Regions from separate parts of the Homo sapiens genome. Here region 2 is linked to region 1. Evidence: read pairs that join two places in POLR2A ChIA-PET (ENCODE). Cell type or tissue: endothelial cell of umbilical vein. All regions are shown on one strand. Links, peaks and the distances in the headings refer to the core of each region. The heading gives the core; the rest is flanking DNA.

Evidence for each region. Peaks named below come from ENCODE experiments on the same cell type or tissue, not always from the same donor. Only the 100,000 strongest peaks of a DNase experiment are listed, where the experiment ranks them.
Region 2: POLR2A ChIA-PET joins it to region 1 with 6 read pairs; 3 of 35 experiments call an interaction of 5 or more read pairs at or near these places.

Annotation. Positions count from the first base shown.
Region 1 is chr13:51,314,369-51,317,283 of GRCh38, forward strand. No RefSeq gene overlaps it. Among named protein-coding and RNA genes, the nearest start is that of SERPINE3, 24 kb to the right of the region's middle. In endothelial cell of umbilical vein, for the core only: no CTCF peak of the experiment used is centred there; a DNase peak (open chromatin) is centred at 1,093; H3K27ac peaks cover 677 bases.
Region 2 is chr13:51,249,364-51,252,278 of GRCh38, forward strand. FAM124A (family with sequence similarity 124 member A) reads left to right here. Exons shown (of 4, transcript NM_001242312.2): 3 at 2,105-2,838. Among named protein-coding and RNA genes, the nearest start is that of FAM124A, 28 kb to the left of the region's middle. In endothelial cell of umbilical vein, for the core only: a CTCF peak has its summit at 922; no DNase peak of the experiment used is centred there.

The sequences.
Region 1 (2,915 bases), core at 102-2,601:
AAATCATTTGTACACCAAACCCCAGTGATTCGCAATTTGCCCATGTAACAAGCCTGCATATGTACCCCTTGAACCTAAAATAAAAGTTGGAAGAGGCCGGGCGTGGTGGCTCACGCCTGTAATCCCAGCACTTTGGGAGGACGAGGTGGGTGGATCACGAGGTCAGGAGATCGAGACCATCCTGGTTAAGACGATGAAACCCCGTCTCTACTAAAAATACAAAAAATTAGCCAGGTGTGGTAGTGGGCGCCTGTAGTCCCAGCTACTTGGGAGGCTGAGGCAGGAGAATGGCGTGAACCCAGGAGGCAGAGCTTGCAGTGAGCCGAGATCACGCCACTGCACTCCAGCCTGGGCGACAGAGCGAGACTCCGTCTCAAAAAAAAAAAAAAAAAAGTTGGAAGAAAAAAAATCTTCAGTATGCGAGAAAATGAGCAAAAATGCTTAATAACACACAAAAAATATTGCTGAACTGCCCATCTAGTAAAATAAAATCAATATCTGAAAAAAAAAAAACAGTACTATTCACTTTCACCAAGTCCATGTGTTATTTTAAATGACGTGTTTCAGCCAGTGTTTCCACCCATTTGTTTGATGCCACCTCACCCGGGCCCTGCTCTGTGTTAACTGTAGAGTGGGTCCTGATTCTCTGAGAAGCCCTCTCAAACCAACCCACCCACAGGTAATCACTACCTTACCTCCTCCCCAGCTCCTTTTTGTTTTAACATCTTTAGTCAGCTTTGCCTCTTGAGGTCTCGTTCTCCTCACCTGCATGATCATTTCTCTCAAGCACAAACGCAAAGAGTTTCCTTGGGGCGTACTCTCCTCCCCCACCCTCCAAAATGTCTCATTCCAAAAAGCAACACAAAGCAAAGAAAGTCTGAAATCTAGTTCCCACATTCTCCCCAGAAGGAAGAGATGCTTCATTGAATACCCTGCTTCCCTCAACCCCCTACACACACACACACACACACACACACACACACACACACACACAGACATACAGAGACATCAGAATTAATCTCTCCCTTCCATATGCTTATACTTCCTTTGGGCTTCCTCTGTGAGTGCCTTTCATGGGCTGCTGGGAGCATGTGACTTCCCCTTTGCTACTCCTGAACTCCTTAAGGAATTCCACGTTGCGCCTTACCCCTCTCAGGAGCTCAAAATGCATTCCATTGTGTTGAAGTTTGACTTGAAAATGTTAGATGAGGACAGGATCCACAAACTTTAGTCTCATGATAAAATAAAATTCTCTAGGGAGACTGGAACAGCTATAGCATTTGCATTTAAACAATTTGGCAATTTCTGTGAGAAATTTGAGCTCTAGAAGGCCACATGGACAAATCCATAAATTCTGGCTCTCAGCTTCAGCTGTTGGGAACCGTAAAATTTTCATTCTTGTTCGTGGCCTTTCAGTTTTCAAAGCACTGACTCCAGCTAAATATCCCGGGCACTGGGGGTTATTTGCTTAGGTCATTGCTGATTTGAAGAAAGTGAGTGGGGCTGAACCAGCTTTTGCTTTTCACAGCTGTGAATCACAGCTGTGAATCCCCAGGGTGCTGAAATAACAGTACGGTGCGCTAATCCAATCTGTGCTTTTCCTGGGGGCTGTCATTACTGCAAAATGAGGTGAGCTGGGTGGATGAAAAGCTCCAAGGTGGCTACAACACTGTACAGTTAGAAGTGGTGCAAAACCATGTCCAGGGCTTAATGAAGGGTTGTGATCAGAGGAGAAAGTAGCCAGGGACCCAGGGGCTATTCTACTATAGCCACTATATGTACTATACACACACACACATATATATACACTATAACCTCTATACATACTAATATACCTACTATATACAGTGGTATGTGTATATATCAATAATTACTTTGGCTACTACTGTAGTTACTCCCTGCTGTACTGTCAGTCTGTCCAGCGTTCGGCTCCCCTATTCCCACCACACTGGCCTCTTTCAGCACCTTGAGTGTGTCATGCTGGCTCCCAAGTCAAATCGTATAGACAGGCCCCTTTCTTAAAGCCCACCTCGCCATGATGGAAGACAAGCCCCTCTTACAATACCAGATGCCATAGTGATTGCTGGAGTGGTATATCCATTACAAGCCCTTTTTGGTATATCAATGAATCTCACTGTTGTTGACTGAATTGTGTCCCTCTGAAATTCATATGTCACCCTCAGCACCTCAAAGTATGACTGTATTTGGAGACAGAGCCTTTAAAGAGGTGATGAAGTGAAAACGAGGTCATTAGGCTGGGCCCTAATCCAGCATGACCAGTATCCTTATAAGAAGAGGAGATTAGGACAAGAGACAGGTACAGGGGAAAGACCATGTGAGGACCCATTGAGAAGGCAGTCATCTAAAAGCCAGGGAGAGGGGCCTCAGAAGAAACCAACCCTGCTGATCAACCCAGCTTGATCTTGGACTTCTAGCCTCCAGAACTGTGAGAAAATAAATTTCTGTTGTTTAAACCACCCCATCTATGGTATTTTGTTATGGCAGCCCAAGCCAACTAAGTAAGACGCTCATACAACATGGAACAGAATCCTCTCAAGACCTCTACTTGCACACAACATTCCATGGCTCCAACTTCTTACACTTGGCTCCACTGGGCTGAGGAACACTCCGCTGTTCTACCTTGGGCCAGCTAATTGGCCCAGGCAGATAATCCAGACTGGTTAATCTCCGGTACCTGGCAGCCCACTTCCGTACAGTGACCAAATATTAAGAGGTAGGGGTTAATTGAGGCGCCCGTAATCCATGCTGACTGCCTGTCTCTGTGTCTACATGGTACCAAAGGTTAAAAAGTATTAAGAACCTTAACCATGAACTTGAGGTTCCAGGGTTACAGACTTGATGCCCAATCCTATCCTCAAACATAATACTTGCTTTCATCCCTGGAGCCAACTCGT
Region 2 (2,915 bases), core at 291-2,790, 65 kb before region 1:
TTTAAAGGATTCCACTTGCCATTCTACTCCATGAATGTGGAAAGCTGAAACTTGACTCCGCTCTTACCTTAGTCATCCTTAACTTCCAGAAGCCTCTCAGGTTCCCAAAAGCCTCTTGTAGAGTGAAGGGCAGGGTTTGATGAGTAAGGGTTCAGTGTTTAAAGAAACAGACTATTCTCTTATACATGGCCCTGCAGCAAAATGGTTATTTTATGTGGTGTTCAACTAAAGAAACATCTATCTGGCCATCTTGTCTTGTTACAAGTTAGTACTTTATTGGAAATTTAGGAGACTTTCAGTGTTAATCGTGTCTATAGATAACCTTTGCTTCACAGTGACTTTAGAATCTAGCCCCCACCCCAAGTTACTATTCCGTTGTATTCCTTTTAGGCATATATCAGATTTAATTTTACTTTTTGATGTTTGTGTTTCCCCACTCAGTCACAAAGTTCTCATCTTATGGGCTTATGGGTCTTCAGAGGGCTGCTGCCTATGGTTGTGCAGGTTGTGCACTGCACAGTTCTCAGGGAGCATATCATGCAAGAGTATACGTAAATGTACTCCCATAGTGCTTGGGCATACATAATTAGTGCCAGCTTCTTTGTGTCCCCAGTGCCTGGTACAAACTGATTGCTTAACAGATGTGCAAATGAATGCATGAATAAGAGAGAAGACAGCAAGCTGGACTGTTTTCAAGTGAGACACTTAATAGGGTTGGGAAGAAAATTCAGACGGGTTTTGATCTGATTAAATTAAAACCATGTTATTGCAGCTGTACATGGTGAAATGGACTTGTAAGCCCACTTGGAATGTCTACCTACCATAAAAAAATTTTCATCCTGTGACTTGATCAAGGTTATGATTCTGAAAAGCACACCACATTGATAGAACACAATTGACCACATGATCACTGTATGCCTGACACCCCTAGTGGACACTGTGAGGCATGTGTTTTGTAAAGGCAGATCTAGATTCTAGGTGAATCTAGCCCCCTAAATCACAATTGGCCTAAAGATGTCTCAATTCCCTTAAATGAGACCTAAAACTTCTATAAATGCAAATAGAACCATCTTTTAAAAGAGCAAGCCTTTTATCAGGTATAGTTATATGATTTAGAAATATGCCAAGTGTGGCCAAAAAACTGTCACCCCATGGGAAACTGTTGCCAAGTTAAACAGTCAACTTCATGCTTGGAATTCAACAGTTTCAGGTGTTCCGCCAGAGATCACAGGGAGGGTAACCGACCCATTCAAGTTGTGTGGGCTTCTGAGTGGATGTGGCCCAGCAAGGGACACAAAAGGTAGCCTTTCATGGGCAGTCATGGTCTCACCCTGCTTTCCTTCCACCCTAACCTCAGCCCCAGTAAGCTCCAACAGCAAGAACACTGTGCTTGGCTCTGGGGGTCATCCTTCCCTGTGTCTCCAGCAGCAACATGATCTTGGCCAGGACCCCACAATAGGGGACACTGTGGGCAGGACTCATCAACAGCCAGGGCATGACCTGTCTATAGAGTAAGCCCCAGGGGGCAAGCACAGGTCTCTCTTGTCCTCCATCATTCGCCTTGTGCCTCACTCCCTGTGAGGCAGGTAGGAAGGAGCCCATGAGTGTGTGTTAACAAAATAAACAAATGAAATAAGCAAACCAGAGGAGTGCGTTTGTGTAGGGAACATGTATGGGGCAAGGCCCTGCAGCTATTTCAGGAAATACTAAATGGTGTCCACAAGATGCTATGCCATCTTTTCTAATGGGCCTGTTGTTCCTTCCAAGTCACTAGACTTGACTTTCTATTTGTCTGATACGTAAATATAAAGTCAAATGTTCCCTATACCAACCAACCTGATGAAATACAGGACCAAGGTTCTCCTCACCCTGTCCAGCTTAGAAACTATTCACGTAGCAACAGCCCTTTCCTCTTTGGCTGCTAAGGTGCTGGCATAGTAGTTTTTATAGGTAAACTTGGGATCAGAAAATCACAGGTCATGGAGTCAGTTCAGTTAGAATTTGACTTCTCTTCCTGTCAAGCCTGTACACGTCATCACTGGACACTTTAATGAAATAATCATAATTGTATTCATTCATCCATTCGTTTTTTGCGTGCCCCCAGGTGAGCTTTCCGTTGAAGAGGCGCAGGACCCTTTCCTGGTCAGCATCCACATAATCGCAGACCCAGGGGAGTCCCAGCCCCTGCAGGAGGCCATCGACAACGTCCTGGCGTGGATCCACCCCGACCTCCCGCTGTTCCGGGTGTCCGAGAGGCGGGCGTCCCGGCGGCGGCGGAAGCCCCCCAAGGGCGCTCAGCCAGCGCTGGCTGTGGTGCTGTTCCTGCAGGAGGAGTACGGCGAAGAGCAGATCCTGCAGCTGCACCGCACACTGCAGCAGCCGCCCTGGCGCCACCACCACACCGAGCAGGTGCACGGCCGGTTCCTGCCCTACCTGCCCTGCAGCCAGGACTTCTTCACGCTGGCCCCTGGGACGCCGCTTTGGGCCATCCGGCCCGTGCACTACGGCAAGGAAATCGTGCGCTTCACCGTCTACTGTCGCTACGACAACTATGCTGACAGCCTCAGGTTCTACCAGCTGATTCTCCGGAGGAGCCCCAGCCAGAAGAAAGCGGACTTCTGCATCTTCCCTATTTTTTCCAACCTGGATGTGGACATCCAGTTCTCCCTGAAAAGACTGCCCTGTGACCAGTGCCCGGTGCCCACCGACTCCTCCGTGCTGGAGTTCCGAGTGAGGGACATAGGCGAGCTCGTGCCTCTCCTGCCCAACCCTTGCAGCCCCATCAGCGAGGGGCGCTGGCAGACGGAGGACCATGATGGGAACAAGATCCTCCTACAGGTACTGGGGGGACGCCTGTCTGTCTGTTTAGGGGACCTGAGAAACCAGTTAGCTTTGCCTCAAACACTATAGTACCA